2 separate regions of the Homo sapiens genome follow, and region 2 is linked to region 1. A link is an interaction called in ENCODE POLR2A ChIA-PET data of the cell type or tissue named here. Cell type or tissue: PC-9. All regions are shown on one strand. Each heading gives the region's core, and the rest is flanking DNA. Links, peaks and the distances in the headings are about the cores only. Region 1 has its middle 31 kb from the start of OR9A2. Region 2 overlaps TRPV5 (transient receptor potential cation channel subfamily V member 5).

Region 1 (8,467 bases), core at 90-8,089:
AACAATTCTTTAGTAGAGATGGGGTTTCACCATGTTGGCCAGGCTGGTCTCGAACTCCTAGTCTTAACTGATCTGCCCACCTTGGCCTCCCACAAGGCTGGGATTACAGGCCTAAGCCACTATGCCACGCTATGATTTCTACCATTTTGAATATTATGTATACTTTCCCTGTAATTTAGAAATGTCATAGCTCATCTCCAATTTTTAAAATTGTATAAATTGACTTTGTTTTTCAATTTAGAATGATAGTTTTCTGAGAGATGGGTTTTATTTTTGTTTTTGTTTTCCAAAATAGTAATTATGGTTGAAATCCACTCAACGAAATTGTTTTGTCCCCTTCCTATACTTCTTATCCTGTTTTGCTTTAACAATTATGCCTTTTTATACATAGACAATATTTACATGTTCTTCTAAAATGAGTTGAAGATAGCTTTATTTAATTCAATTCCACAAAGTTAACTAATACAAAGATTTTTTACTTCCAGTTCCAAAATGGCAATATAGAAGCAAGATGGTTTCACTTTCCCCTGCAAAAAACTGAAAACAGTTATACAGTGCCAAGATTTTCACCAGCAACAACCCAGAAGTCAAATACGAGAATGAAATAGTTTCCAAGGCCACAGAGAAGTGAAAAAAACTAAGCAGATGGTAAGAGAATCGGACTTACACATCTGCAAAGCTCCTCCCCCACCATTCTGCCCAGCAACAAGTACATGGAAAATCGTCCCCCAACACAATCTACACTTGAAAAAGTATGATTGAGGGAGTTAACCAGCTTCCCCATCATCTTGGGTGCTCTGGCAGGAGACCTTTTCTTGCCTTAACCCAGAGAAAGCATAAAGACTGCCTAAAGGGAGAAATATCCCTAGGGAGAGGCAGAGACAAAGTGTGTAGGCATGACTAACATCCACAGCTGCGGAAATTGATCTATTAGCTAAAGAAGACGCCAAATCAGAGTGGTTGTTCAGCAGCACCATGCTTTAGAAGGTACATTCCACAGGTCCCCTGGGCACAAAGCCCTAGCCAGCCTTGATACCACCTAGATAATCCCTTTGGGATCTCCCCCATTCAGGATAGGCAGTGCTCTGATCATTTACTACAGCTGAGGTGAACCTGGCACCATCTTGAGCTGAAAAAAGGGCAGCAACCTAGCAGTAAAGATTCACTAAGCATATATGTCCAATAAAAACCAAAACAAGCTGGACAGAGAAGATTGAAATGAACAATCCTTTAATGCAAACATATAGACATATACCCACAAGAAACAACTGCAAACAGAGAACCATGACCTCCCTAAAAGAACAAAACAAAAATCCAGTGACTGACCCTAATGAGATGGCAATACGTGAGCTCTCTGACCAAGAATTCAAAGTTGCAGTTTTGGGTAGTGAAATAACCTGCATTTTACTCATGTGACAAACCTGCACATGTACCCCCTGAACCTAAAATAAAAGTTGGAAGGAAAATAAATAAATAATAAAACTTAAATCTCACTTTAAAAAGATGTTTTGATCAAAATAATTTTCAATTGTTTAACATAAAGACTAAAATAATCACCTGTAATGACGAGCTAGTGACATTATTCAGTACAAAGATGTTGTTATTAATGAGGAGGAATGTTATAATAGCACGTATCTGAGTTGGCATAGCTATTCATTGCAAAGGTAAAGGAGCATGTGGAAGTATTCTTGGAACCAACCCCAATGCCCATCAATGATAGACTGGATAAAGAAAATGTGGCACATATACACCATGGAATACTATGCAGCCATAAAAAAGAATGAGTTCATGTTCTTTGTAGGGACATGGATGAAGCTGGAAGCCATCATTCTTGGCAAACTAACACAGGAACAGAAAACCAAACATCACATGTTCTCACTCATAAGTGGGAGTTGAATAATGAGAACACATGGACACAGGGAGGGGAACATCATACACTGGAGCCTGTCAGAGGGTGGGGGGCAAGGGGAGGGAGAGCATTAGGACAAATACCTAATGCATGTGTGGCTTAAAAACTAGATGATGGTTTGATAGGTGCAGCAAACCACCATGGCACATATTGTATACCTATGTAACAAACCTGCACGTTCTGGACATGTATCCCAGAACTTGAAGTAAAATTTAAAAAAGAAGTACTCTAGGAGGTCAACTAAGAGAATGTAAATAAAAATTTAAAATTAGACAGCAACCTAGCAGTAAAGATTCAGTAAGCAAATGTATCCATTAAAAACCAAAATAAGCCAAACAGAGAAGATTGGAATAAATAATCCTCCCATGCAAAGATGTGGACATATTTCCACAAGAAACAACTGCAGAGAATCATGACCTCCCCGAAAGGACAAAGCAAAAATCCAGTGACTAACCCTAAGGAGTTCAGTTTAACAGAATCAAGAACAAAAAAAATATAATTATTTCAATAGATGCTGAAAAAGTATTTCATAAAATTCAACATCCCTTCATGATAAAATTTCTCATAAAAATACATATAGAAGGAACATATTTCAAAGCAATAAAGGCCATATATGACAAACTCACAGCTAACATCATACTGAACAGAGAAAAAATTGAAGGCCTCTCCTCTAAGGACTGGAACAAGATAAGGATGCATACTCTCACCACTGTTATTCAATAGAATACTGGAAGTCATGGCCAGAGCAATTAGGCAAGATAAAGAAATAAAGGGCATCCAAATTGGAAAGAAAGAAGTCATATTAGCCTTATTTGCAAATGACATGTCCTTATACCTAGAAAAACCTGAAGACTGTATCCCTCAAAAATAACTGTTAGAACTGATAAATGGGTTCAATAAAGTTGCAGGACACAAAAATCAACATACAAAATTTAGTGGCATTTATATGCACCAGCGTCAAACAATCTGAAAAAAATAATCAAGAAGACGATCCCACTTACAATAGCTACAAAAAATATAAAATACATAAGAATCAATCTAACTAAAGACATGAAAGATCTATACAAGGAAAACTGCAAAACTCTGATGGAAGAAAGTGAAGAGGACATGGAAAATGGAAAGATATTTCATGCTCATGAATTGGAAAAATTAATAATGTTAAAATGACAATATACCAAAAGCATCTTACAGATTCAATGCAATCTCTATCAAAATGTCAGTGACATTCTTCACAAAAAACAGAAAAAAAAATCCTAAATGTATACATAACCACAAAATATCCCAAATAGCCAGCTCAATCCTGAGCAAAAAGAACAAAGCTGGGGGCATTACACCACCTGACTTCAATATTTACTATGAAGCTATAGTAACTGAAACAGCATGGTACTGGCATCAAAGCAGACATATAGACAATGGAACATACTAGAGAACTGAGATATAAACCCATGCATTTATAGCCAACTCATCTTTGACAAAGACACCAAGAACATACACTGAGGAAAGGATAATCTTTTCAATACATGGTGCTGGGATATGCAGAAGAATGAAATTAGACCATTATCCCTCATCACATACACAAATCAAATCAAAATTGATTAAAGACTGAAATCTAAGACCTGAAACTATGAAACTGCTGGAAGAAAACTTTGAGGAAATGTTCTAGCACATTGATCTGGTGAAAGATTTCTTTGTCTAAGATCTCAAAATCACAGACAACCAAAGCAAAAATATGATGAGATTACAGCAAGCTAAAAACCTTCTGCACAGCAAAGGAAACAGTCAACAAAACGAGAAGACAACTCGCAGAATGGGATAAAATATTTGCAAAGTATCTACCTGACAAGTGATTAATAACAGCCAGAATACATAAGGTGCTCGAAGAACTCAATAGCAAAGTAAACAAACAAAAATAATTCAGTTTTAAAATGGGCAAAAGATCTGAACAGACATTTCTCAAAAGAAGACATACAAATGATCAACAGGTATTTGAAAACAATGTTCAACATCACTAATCATCTGAGAAATGCAAATCAAAACCAAAATAAGATATCATCTCATCCCAGCTAAAATGACTTGTATCAAAAAGACAGGCAATAACAGATGCTGGTGAGGATGTCTAGACAGGCGAGCCCTCATCCACTGCTGGTGGGAATGTAAATTATTGCGGCCCCTAAAAAGAATAGCATGGAGGTTCCTCACAAAACTAAAGATAGAACTGCCATGTCATCCAGCAATTTTACTACTAGGTACACATCCAAAACAAAGGAAAGCAATATATTAAACAGAGTGCAGAGTCTCTGCACTCTCATGTTTAATGCAGCACTATTCAAAATAGCCAAAATTTGGAATCAACCTAAGTGTCCATCAACAGATGAATGGATTAAAAAATGTGTTATATGTACACAATGAAATATTATTCAGCCATAAAAAAGAGTAAAATCCTGTCGTTTGCAGCAACATGGGTGGAACTAGATACCATTATGTTCAGTGAAATGAGCCATGCACAGAGAGATACATATTGCATGATCTCACTTATATAAGCTAAAAAAGTAAATCTCATGAAGACAGAGAATAAAATGGTGGTTACCTAGATGCCAGGACGGGTAAGAAGGAGGGAGGGATAAAGGGGAAAATAATAATATAAATGTATTTATTATTATGGTACGTTTAAAACGGTAAAGATTGTAAATTTTATACATATATTGTACCTCAATTTTTTTAAAGTGTAAACAAAATTTCTATTTCTAAACTGGAAAAAAAATGTTGGATTTCTTTCTTTAATGTGAAGTTTTGTACTAGTGGGTTTACGTCTAAATGTTTGTCTCCATTCTCTTTTTTGATCTCATCTAGGGTTTTAAATCCAGCATTATACTAGTCATGACATCAATCCATTAGCTGTCAGGGTTCTCAATGATAGCTTTCAACATGATTTTCCCACTCAGTAAGTTTCTTAGAAAAATAACTTTAAATGTTATTCAGAGATAATAAATGTGGTCAGCAAATCTCTCTCTGGCCTTTGAATCTGTGAGTAATTTTTCTACTTTTTGTTTTGTTTCCAAATAAATGATCACCTAACCAGAAAAAATGGTCTTTGGGGGAGTAGGTTTTCTTCAATAACTTACAAATATTGTCCTCTTCAAGGATTTTATGATATAGGTTCTAAAAGTTGTAGTCATCCTAGGCTAGGCACGGTGGCTCATGCCTGTAATCCCAACACTTTGGGAGGCCGAGGTGGGTGGATCATTTGAGGTCAGGAGTTTGAAACCAGCCTGGTTAATATGGTGAAATCCCATCTCTACTAAAAAAAATACAAAAATTAGCTGGGCATGGTGGCAGGCAATGGTAGTCCCAACTACTCAGGAGAATGAGGTGGGAGACTCGCTTGAACCCGGTAGGCAGAGGTTGGAACGAGCCGAGATCGCGCCACTGCACTCCAGCCTGGGCAACAAGAGCAAAACTCTGTCTCAAAAAGAAAAAAAAAAAAAGAATAAAGGTTGTAGTCTGCAATATTTTGAATATTATCAGTTTATTTTTAGATTCACGTATCATCATTACATTGCATTGAAATAAAAGGTGGAAGCAAGTAACTGTGTTGGCTTGTTTACCAGTTTTTTTTTTTCTATTATTGGTCAGTATGTTTCTGGATGTGAACGTCTGATACCCAACCCGAACTAATTTAGTCAAGAAGATAATTTTTTTCCTATGTAACCACAAGAAAGGAAGAGGAGCAGTGGTATAGCTGGACTATTTTGCCCTCAACTCCTTATCATAGCTTCTTTCTAACACTGGCTCCATTATCTCTTCTGCAACCTGGCTTCCTCCACGTGGGTGCTCTAGGAATGCACCTTTGAGTCCCAATATCAACAAAGGAATGACACTCCTTCTCCTCCAAGTCCAGTTTGGCATATGCTGAGGGAGAGCTGTGATTGGTCTTGCTTGAGTCAGGTAGACACCAACACCACCTCTTATCACTGGGGTGAAGTGGTGTCTAAATGGTTGGCCCAGTTTGAGTTATGTGTGCACCTTCAGGCCTATCATCACTTGTGGTCAGGTGCATAGACTGGGAAGGAAAATCACATATTCTTAAGCCAAATGTTTGCAAAGGTGAAAGGAGCATTTCCCAAGGGAAAAAGTTGCTCCCTCAGAGAAAGGAGGAAGGCATTCTAGGCAGATAAAACAATTCCTATTCATTATAATAACTTTTAATCATTTGACACCACCTATTCAGAAATTCTCTTTATATCCAAGACAGATTATTATACACCATTCTCAAGTTTTGTCATTTTTAATGCTTTATTTTAATCCAATTATAGTTTGGGTTTGATTTCCTAGTCTATCCCATCAATTAACTTTTCAAGGTTAACAACAATAATCTTCTTTATAGACACTTTAAAAATAACTTTACAAAATCAAGAACTACAGCTATGCATAAAGTAATGTGAACATTTCTGGCCCGTTGTCCATTCACCCCATATCTTCAGCCAAGTGATATAACAGGTCAATGGGTATCTTTCTAACCCTTTTCCTAATCATATCCTAAGACACACAGACACACACACACACACACACAGAAATGTTTTTAAACAAAATATATGATACCTTGTATGGTATTCTATAGCTTTCTTTTTATTTATTTTAAAGTAGTCAATTTTATATATCAATATATATAGTATTCCCCACTTCTATTTAATGGTTACGTAGTAAGTATTCCATTTAATAAATACAACAGAATTTATTTAATCAGTTCCCTTTCCTTAGACACTTAAGCTGCTTCCAGTTGCATTCTTTTATTTTATTTATTTTTATTTTTTTGAGACAAAGTCTTACTTAGTTGTTCAAGCTGGAGTGCAGTGGTGTGATCACACTTCACTGAAACCTTGACCTCCCAGGGTCGATCCTCCCACCTCAGCCTCCTGAGTAGCTGGGACTACAGGTGCCCGCCACCAAGCCCAGCCAATTTTTAAAATTATTTGTAGAGATGAGGTCTTCCTATGTTGTCCAGGCTGGCTTTAAACTCCTGAGCATAAGCATTCCTTCCGCCTCGGCCTCCCAAACTGCTGGAATTATAGGCGTGAGCCACTGCACCCAGCCAAGTTGAATTATTTTAAAGCAAAAGATATATATGTTTCCAACAAGGGATATATGTGTTTCCAACAAGGGTGTATGTGTCCTTTTGTACATATCTCCGCACCCTCGCATCCTCGTGTAAGTACATTTAGAAAAACAATTCCTGGAAATGGATAGCTGGGTCAAAGAGTATGCCAGCAATAGTCCTAATCACTCTGTTAAATGGTTAATCATTATGTTACCACCTCTTTTATTCTAACCTGTCCTAGATTAATGACTGCTACAATTCCTCTCATTTATTTGCTAAAACATATTACCCATTCTTTAAATTTTGACTGTGATTGTTGGAGTCATTCCACTGTAGAAAAGTTAGAAGTTTCTCCTGAGCTCTTATAAAGTTGTTTTCTTGTACAAGAATAATTTTCCTGACTCCCTTTTTGCATATCTACTGCCAATTTTTGATACTGATGTTTTCATTTGTGTTCAATAGAAAAAGAAATCTCTGACCAATTACTCTGGCATTTGGTGATATCTTCAGTTAAGCATTTAAAAATATACTCCAAAACACCACCAACCTGAAATGTGTTATTCCATTTTCCAGAGACTCTAAGTTTTAGACTTAATCATCAAAAGTTTTTATATTTTATTTAAATGTTAGGCATGAAAATCAGTCTTAATAGATTCTATTGAGCATACCTGAATGTCTTCTTGGTTTCTCAAGACGATCATTAGGATGCCACTGTCATATATACATGATCTCAGAGAAGGTTTGCTCCTGCACTAAATGAACAAAAATGTCTTAAGTCCTTTGGTCAGCTTTGTACAGTTGGTTTTTAATTTCTCTCAACATGTCTCTTGATTGAGAGCTAACACACTGCTTGTTGTTTTCAGTAGACCTGTCTTTTCTTATCTCCTTTCTATGAGTAAATCATTTTATCAAGCTTATTTCCAATAAATAAACAAACAGATAAAAGGGACTCTAACAGACTTCCTGTGAGTAAAGTGGCTAAGCTTTATGTGGTTCATGGACTTTGTAACATTTATTTTGTCTGCTTGCTGGTTTATTTTGCTATTTTCTGATTCCTAGCTATGTTCTAGAAAGACTACATAGTTGAGTTTTGGATTAATAAGATATATATGTTAATTATAACACTTAGAGAATCAGGATCATATAGTACCCCAAATACAGATGTTTTTAAAAGTGCCAGAATATCAAAAGAAGATATAACTATATTCAAATATTAAAGCATCAAAGCATAATATACTTCCATGGTTCAAAATTTTAAAGGATACTTTGAAACACTTTTCTATCTGATCCTCCTCCCTCAAGGCAACCAATGTTATCACTTTCTTCTGTGTCTTTACAGAGGTAATTTTAAGCATATACGTCTGCATAAGCAAATGCATACAAGCACATTTTCTTTTTGTACAAATGGTAGTATATCGAACATATGTCCTATGCAGTACAGATCATTGTATATTTATACATAA
Region 2 (8,467 bases), core at 112-8,111, 87 kb before region 1:
ATTACAGGTCATTATAATCATTTAGCTAAAGTGATAACTCACCAATTTTAAAAAAAAGCAGAAATCTTTACTCCTTGATAAAGAAGACCTCAGTTTTCTAAAAAATAGGACCTAATAGAGACAGTGTGAAGCCAACTGAATCTGTCTCTCCTCTCCTTCTTCTTTAATTTTTTTGGCAGTTTATTCAAAGGGCAAATGAAAATCTTTTACTATCTCTTAATATTATACAAAAATCTTATTTAAAAGAGAAAACCAAATTTTATTTTTGTATTACTGTATTGTTAATTCTAAAGCTTTAATAGAATCTTATAAGCAAATCTACCAAATTTTAATTAGTTTGATTGTAAGGTAAGATTTCCATGAGGCTTTTATAAACTTTACAAATTTGTGTTAAAGAACACATCAATATTCCAAGAAAATCCTGCCTCACACAGGTGCTCAGATTCTGACCCTGCATCAATGTGCTATTTATATGAATGTTCAATTTGTATAATATCTAAATAATCCCCTTAAAATTTTAGCCAAACTTGATCACACACAAAATTCCTTTTACAAGATCAATCTTCCACAAACCTTCTACGACTTGCTTAAACCTTCAGTTTTGTCGTTTCTGTTAACTTGAAACAGTCCTTAAAATCCTCTAAACTAGAAAAAAACACTTTCTCTTAAAAAAGAACCACACTCCCATGACTTATTTTAACATTTGTTCTCCAAAAAAAAACACAGCCTACCTGTTTAATACACATTGTATGTACCTAGTAGTTTTAATTACATTCATTAATTTATAATGTTAACTCTTAGTAATTCTTATTTTAGTGAAAAACCTAGGCAGTAAGCAATTTTAATTACATACCAGGTGCACAAGCCAGGACAAAGGACAATACCTGGGGGCAGGCCAAGGGCTCAAATCAAAAGACATATAAGTTTATAGACAAGTTAAGCAAGTATTAAAAAGATTACAGGGCTAGTGCAGTGGCTCATGCTGTAATCCCAGCACTGTGGGAGGTCGAGGCAGGTGGATTGCTTGAGACCAGGAGTTCAAGACTAGCCATGGGCAACATGGCAAAACCCCATCTCTAAAAAAAATACAAAAATTAGCTGGGTGTGGTGGTGCACACCTGTAGTGCCACCTACTTGGGAGGCTGATGGGGGAAGATTACTTGAGCCCAGGAGGTCGAAGCTGCAGTAAGCAGTGATCACACCACTGTACTTCAGCATGGGCAACAGAGCAAGACCCTGTCTCAAGAAAAAAAAAAAAGGACTACAGAAGCAGAATTTTAAAGTGCTTCTACTATGAAGAGAATAAAGAAGAATGATGGTGACTGAGCAGTTTTACATACCCTGCCACCACTGTGTCCCAGTGTGTGCGGGCGTGTGTATACACATTGTGCAATCCCTCACTGCTGGGCACTCAGCCCTGGGCTGGTGTATCTGAATTAACTGTCTGTGGTTTCACAAATACCACTTACTTCTTTGTTATCCCAGACCACAGTCCTTTGAAAAGCTGACATGGCTTTTTGCTAAGGGTGATGATGGGGCTGGGATTAGAAGTATAGTGCTGGAGACACAAGAGAGGCTGACCATGAGCACCTATAATGGGTGCCCTGGACACATGATTCCTAATTTCCCTCCTGGAGAGGGATGACCCTTCCTCTATTGTTGCTGTTCCTTTCACAACTCAGTGTGGGGCAAAGGGAGATGGGAATGGAGGATGGCTATGTCAGGAGAACAAGCAGGAGCCTGTTGCCTCCAGGCACAAGGATGATTAGCTGCTAGGGACAGAGCAGGAGGGTCCTGGAAAAGAAATGATTAGGCCATTCAAATATAGGCCTAATTTACCATACATTCTTAAAAACACACCAGGATGCAAACACTTCAGACTGTGAGCCTCAAAAAGCAAAGATAAGGCAATTCAACAACAACAAAAACCTAATTCGAAAATGGACAAATAAACTGAAAAGACATTTCTCCAAAGAAGGTATATAAACATCCAATAAATAGGTGTATAAAAACGTGCTCAGTATCATTAGTCATTAGGGAAAGGCAAATCAAAACTACAATGTGAAGCCACTTCACACCCATTAGAAGGGAATGTAAAATGGTGAAAGCTATTGTGAAAACCAGTATGGCAGTTCCTCATAAAACTAAACATAAGAATTGTCTAGCAATTCCATTTTTAGGTGTATGCCCAAAGTATCTGAAAATAGAAACTAGAACAGATATTTGTATACCATATTGATAGCAGCATTATTCACAACGGCCAAAAGGTAGAAAAAACTCAAATGTCCATTGGTAGATGAATAAATAAACAAACTGTGTCAAATTTTGGACTAAGATTGCAGAATCCCACTTACATAAGATACCTAGAATAGTTAAATTCATAGACAGAAAGCAGAATATTGGTTATCAGGGACCAGGGCAGAGAGATAGCTGGAGAGTTATTGTTCAATGGGGATTAGAGTTTCAGTTCCGAATGATGAAAAAGTTCCATAAATGAATAATGGTGATGGTTACACAACAATGTGAATGTACTTAATGCCACTGAATGGCACATCTGAAAATGGATAATATGGTAAATTTTATGTGACATGTATTGTGCCACAGTAAAAAATTAAAGAAGGCAAGAATAAGGAGACTTTTTTATTGCAGTTGGTGTTTGCTTGCTAAGTGGAGAGAGAGACCTACAGGAGGCTGGGAAAAAAAGAAGGGCCACAACCTCTATGCCATGCCTGGCTCTTCCCACGTAAGCCCTGGGGAGCCAGAAAAGCCTCACAGCTTACTACTTTCTAGGGGCTGCGTGGGGCAGAAGAGAAATGGTCCTGACATTAATCTAGCATCCCTGCCTCATGTCTTTAGTTGCCAACCTCCTTTTTCCTGAGATGGGTGACTTGCAAGAGCCCAGAAAATACGTGAGACAATCGATGACCATTGCCCATTGCCAGAAATTCTGATGTGAAGTGTGAGGCATGACCCTTTAGGGATTGTTCTGTCTCACCCTCCCATGATTAACAGGCACAGAAGTTAGACACTTGCATAGGCAGAGGTCTCCGTCTCTGTCCCCGCCCCCAGGCCAACCGGGAGTAAGGTCAAGAGTGATAGCGATGTTAATCAAAAATGGTAGACCTCCTCTCCATCCCCCTCACTAAGGTTCAGTCCAAGATTCAAGTGCCCCAGGGTGTTTTGACGAAGGATCTCCCAGCCTCGGTGACTGCTGCTCTGGGACGCGGTCCGGGACAGGGAGGAAGTTGGAAGAGCCAAAGAGGCTCTGGCTAGAGTCCCACTCTCAGCCCCAGAGGGCTGTTTCTCAGATGGATGCTCCTGGTCATCCTCCTTGTCTGAGTTCTTGAACACTTCCACATAGCGAAGCACTCGCAGAGGATTCTGATCATTGTGGTTCTCAACCCTGATAAGGGGAAAGGGGAAAGGACTCAATCCAGGTGGGGAGACATGGGCAGGGGAGAAGTAGAGGTGACCATTTAGAAAGCAGGGTCAAGAGGGAAGCAGAAATAAGGCAGCAGAGTTGAAACAGGAAGAGTATCTGGGATCAAGTGAAGGGAGGTGATGGAGGGCAGGCTAACCTGGGATAGAGATAATGGAGGCTGAGCAATCAGGGCTTGCAGGGTGGTAGGACGCACACAGGTGTGTGTGTGTTTGTGTGTTACTAATACGTAGGAATGTGAAAGAGAAAACAGAGCCAACTAATAGATAAGCGTGTCACAAGGATGACGAGATGCAATTCAGGAAGTAAATTTGAGGAGAGAGGAGAGTCACGCCGGGAGATGAGGGCAGAATATGAAGGAGGAAGTTAGATCCAAGCCAAAAGTACACTGGAGATGAAGGTCAGCTCAGAACAAGGTTACAGCAAGTCTGGTAACCCATGCTGACGTCTGAGCATGGACACATGCACACAACCTTTTACACGTGGCTGCCCTGAGGTACACACAGCATTCTTCGTACCCCTCCACTTCAGCTCCAGCCCCCTCCCCTAGACAGGCTAATGTAGGCTCCAGGACGCCTGTCGGTCACCCTTGCTTCCGTGGCCTTATACACATCTGCAGTTTTGCATGTGCACACCATCACTCACCGCAGGAACCAGCGGTCCCCCAGCCCGAATTCGCACCCACAGATCCCGGAGCGAGGCCACAGGCAGCGAGGCAGCTTCCGCTCCAGCATCACTGTGGTGGCCACGACCTGGAAGGAGGCAGGAGATACAGGAAGAACTCTGAAAGAGCCATGAGGTTCAAAGAGGCACTGAGGCCACTGATAAAGGGAACCAAAGGCAATCTGTGAGATAGGACACTAGAGGTCAGTGGTGAGAACAGCCACCTATTCACCCCACAGCCTGTGCCAGGCACCATGCAACCAGCTTCACTCATCAAGAAATGAGAGAGGATTTTTTGTGAGTGTTTTGAATAAAATAGTTGCCCTTACATTACTATTCACTCATGGAGAATGAGTCACTCCAAACTAATCTCAACTTCTTTTTCATATAAAAGCCACAGACCAATTATCTCGATTTAAATAAAATGATTAAAGAGAATCTCTACGATCTTGGGGATGAATTGATACTGTTACTGTTCAGGGAATTTTCAGCAAATTAAATATCCACATCTTAGGAAGGAAAAGGGTTGATTAATGACTGCAAGTTGGCAGGGAAATTTCTGGTAGCAAGTCCACCACACGTTCTGTCCTTTGCTCAGCCCTCATTAATTACTTAGATGAAACATGGGAAACAAGCTTATCAAATATGCCTGTGACACAAAACTGGGAGGGATATGTAATATGTGGGGCAACAGAAGCAATATAAAATTATCTCGCTAGATTGGAATGCTGGTGTAAAATCATTAACAAGAAATTTAAGTAAACCAAATCTAAGGTCCTATATTTACATTTAGGAAGCTTAGATAAGTGAGTCATAGAACAAAGGTGTGGGAGTGCTAGCTGATCACAAGCTTAATAAGGGCCATTTGTATATTTGCTAAAAGACCTGACTCAGCTTTAGGTACCCTTAGCATTATGTCCAAGTAAGGAAAGGCATAGTCCCGCTTTGTACCGCATTGCCCTAATCATACTGGGGACTATTCTAGTTTCAAAGAAACCATGATCTATTAGAGCATGGACAAAAGGGTGCAATCAGAATAGATCAGAACCAGGAAGGCTTCCTAATTGAAGGAGTGCAATCTTCAAAATAGCAAATTCTTCACCTCATGTTTTTCTACTCCCTATCTTCCTCATTACTCCACACTTCTTTCAGTTTCTTAATTGCACCAAGTTCCCTCCTAGCTCAGGACTTCCAGTCATTCTGTGCTCTTACCCTGGATAGCTGTTCTTCTTTGCCTTGAAAGAAATGTTTATTGTTCCTCCTGAGCCATCATGCAGCCCCGTCCTTCCTCGGGTAACAGCACCCATTTTTCATTTAGGGAATTGCTCCCTCATCACTTTTAGTGCATTGGTTTGAGTGGACTGGGCTTCACACAGTTGTGCTTAATTAATCTATTTTCCCCCAAACCTCCCCTCCACCACCATCACCAACACCTCCACTATCTAGTCCTTGGTCTTTCCTTAGATTCAACGATGTGCCTATGACCCGAATGTGTTCCCATGAGATGGAACATGGAAGGAATTGGCAGGGGGAAAGATGTTCTTTTAAAGCCTGCAGTTTTGCCTGGCACCAGGAGCCTCACAGAATACAACGTGAGTGGGGCCCTCGGAGCTGCGTGTTGCATTGCACATCCTCATTCTTTTTGGAGTTTGGAGCTTCTAGAAATGATCTCACAAACACGATGGGAGAGCTTGCCTTAGAAGAGAGGTCAAAAGAGAGCCGAACAGAGGAATGGATGTAATGTATAAGATGTGGATCTGCATTCTGGCCAGATACCTCTAAAGTTAGTTTAATTCTCTAAACTTCCCATTTATGAGGACTAACACATCCTCTTCCCCCTGTTTAAAAATCTGCAAGTCTGTTTGAGTTTGGTTTTCTGTCCCTGTAGCCAAGAGTCCTAATTGCTACTAACCTTGACCTTCATCCTTTTCCCTCCTTCCTTTTAACTACCTAGTTCTTGCTCACCTTTGGGTTCTCATCTTAAATGTTGCTCCCTCAGGAAAGCATGTCTTCACTTCCCAGTCCGATTCCTCTGTTGTATCCTCCTCTTAGCACCTTACATTCTCTATAGCACTTTTGCTGCTGTAATTTTACAGCTTTTTGTGAAGTCATTCACTTCATGCCCGTCTTTCCAACTAAACCGTCAGCTCCATGAGGGCACATATGGTGTCTGTTGTGTTTATGCTCATGTCCCTAGCTCCTAGGCATTTGTCAACACATAGCAGGGTCTAAATGATCATCATTAAATGAATGAAAAGTCTAAGGGAAAAATGATGGCTATATTCAAATATTTGAATGGTGCTTATATGGAAGAATGTGTTCTGTGATATATGAGAGGGAAAGACTGGCGCCAAAGAATGAAATTTTAAGAAGATAGGTTTTAGCTCAATGCGACATAAATGTCTAATAACAAAATCTTTAAAAATATGGGAAAACTCCCTTCCTCCCAACCTCTACCTGAATTTGCAAGATAATAAGGTACTAATCAGCATTAGAGAAGATATTGAATGACATTCTGACCAATAAATGATTATTATGTTAAGTAGGAGGTCAACTTGAGGGCCATTGAGGGTCACTTCTAATTCTAATATTTATCAGTCTATGGTGATATAAAGAAAAGATCATAGAGAAACAGGGATTTACAGAAGCAAATAGAAGATAAGATCCAAATTGAAAACTGGAATATACCAGAACAAGGTCACTTCTAGTTCCCACTGGACTCAAGGATCAATCCTAGGTCTACTTTTCCCCTGTGAGCAACAACCCCACCTCTTGCCACTATCGTCCATTTAATCCTCCTTCTGTCCCTTCCATTTATCCACATGTACCTCAGGTTTACACAAACCTCTTCTGAGGTGACAGCCTCACTGGGTTTTTCTGTGACTCTTTTAAGAATGATCCACCATAACATTTTCCACTTTGATTTTTCTCTCCAACCCCTGCTTCTTAGCAAGACTAACACAAATAAACTCACCTGGGCCCTCCAGAGCTCATCCCTCTCCTGGGCCACCCTCCAGTGGGTGTCGCCCATCATGGCGATGAACAAGTTGAGCATGAGCAGTGTGGCAATGATGGTGAAGGCGAAGTTGACAATGCTGAACATGAAGGGCAAGTCCACGTCGTAGTTGGCAGGTGCATCAATAACAGTGAGAAAAAGCTCAAAGGTGGTGAACAGTGCCATGGGGTAGTCATAGAATTGCCCCAGACTGGTTGGGTCCTCTGTCTGGAAAATGATATAGAACGCTGCTCCGCCCAGGAAGAGGACATGGAGATGGGATAATGGAGTTATCACAATAAGCATGGACATGGTTAGCACTTATTCTATCTCTGATCTATCTATCTATCTATCTATCTATCTATCTATCTATCTATCTAAATACACTTGCACACATGCACAGATAATTACATACTAATAAATGTAGTTTCCTGTGGAACTGTCTAACCCTAAGATGTCCTATGATTAAGTTCACCACTCTGGGTAATGGTCATGGTAATAGTCATTTAACAACAACAAAATTGTGTGTGCAGCGTGTGTGTTTGTATGGATAATGGATAATAGGTCACCTAACTGGTTTTTGCATTTTAGAAAACCAAATACTTAAAAGGCAAGTTATTACAAGAATGTATGGAATCCTCAACAATTTTTAAAGAACAGAACACATGAACAGGCTAAAAGAAGAGCCCCTTTTTTAATCTTGATGGCCTCTAGATAACCCTCCATCACTCTGACCTTCCCTGAGTGAACCTGAACCAACATAGGAAACGGATTCCTGCTTAGGGTGGAGCCTACTGGATAGCAGTGAGCGTAAGGGAACTTCAGGACAGCGCTGGACTGCTTGAAAGCCTCCTCACTGCATAGGGAGCTGAAGCACATTCTGAGAGCAGAAACAGGGTCTATGACAAAGCATTGCCTCCTTATTTATTTAAGAGAAAAGCAAGTGCAATGGCCAAGAAGTGAACATTTAGAGAGTTCTGGATAGAGGACATCTACAGAAAGCCACTCTGGGACCATCACCTCATTTTGTAATCTGTGTTATGTATAGATGTAGATGGCCAGGGAGTGGGAGGAAAGGGTACATAAGGGCTTGGGGTGGAAAACTCCAAACAGGCAGAACGCCATGGTTTTACTCTTTCACATTTCAGATTTTGGTGGGGGTTTTGTTGTTGTTGTTTTGTTTTGTTTGTTTTTTGTTTTGGTCTGTTGTTTTGTGGGAATCCCCATTGAACGGGAAATCCCTGAGGACAGTAATAGAGTCCTCTGCACTGAGTCATTGCTTTTTAGAGATGGGGGGATCCTTCTAGTGCCTCTTCTTGTCTAATAGATGGTCAGTTGCAGACACTGAGGACTGAATTTGAGCTACTGGC

What was found. ChIA-PET counts read pairs that join two places held together with the same protein. Peaks named below come from ENCODE experiments on the same cell type or tissue, not always from the same donor. Only the 100,000 strongest peaks of a DNase experiment are listed, where the experiment ranks them.
Region 2: POLR2A ChIA-PET joins it to region 1 with 10 read pairs; 2 of 35 experiments call an interaction of 5 or more read pairs at or near these places.

The regions. Positions count from the first base shown.
Region 1 is chr7:142,992,025-143,000,491 of GRCh38, forward strand. No RefSeq gene overlaps it. Among named protein-coding and RNA genes, the nearest start is that of OR9A2, 31 kb to the right of the region's middle. In PC-9, for the core only: no CTCF peak of the experiment used is centred there; no DNase peak of the experiment used is centred there.
Region 2 is chr7:142,905,406-142,913,872 of GRCh38, forward strand. It overlaps TRPV5 (transient receptor potential cation channel subfamily V member 5), which reads right to left. Exons shown (of 15, transcript NM_019841.7): 13 at 7,077-7,345; 14 at 4,085-4,191; 15 at 2,696-3,403. The coding sequence ends at 3,109. Among named protein-coding and RNA genes, the nearest start is that of TRPV6, 24 kb to the left of the region's middle. In PC-9, for the core only: CTCF peaks have their summits at 4,262 (motif pointing right) and 4,471; DNase peaks (open chromatin) are centred at 4,361, 4,866 and 7,806; H3K27ac peaks cover 850 bases.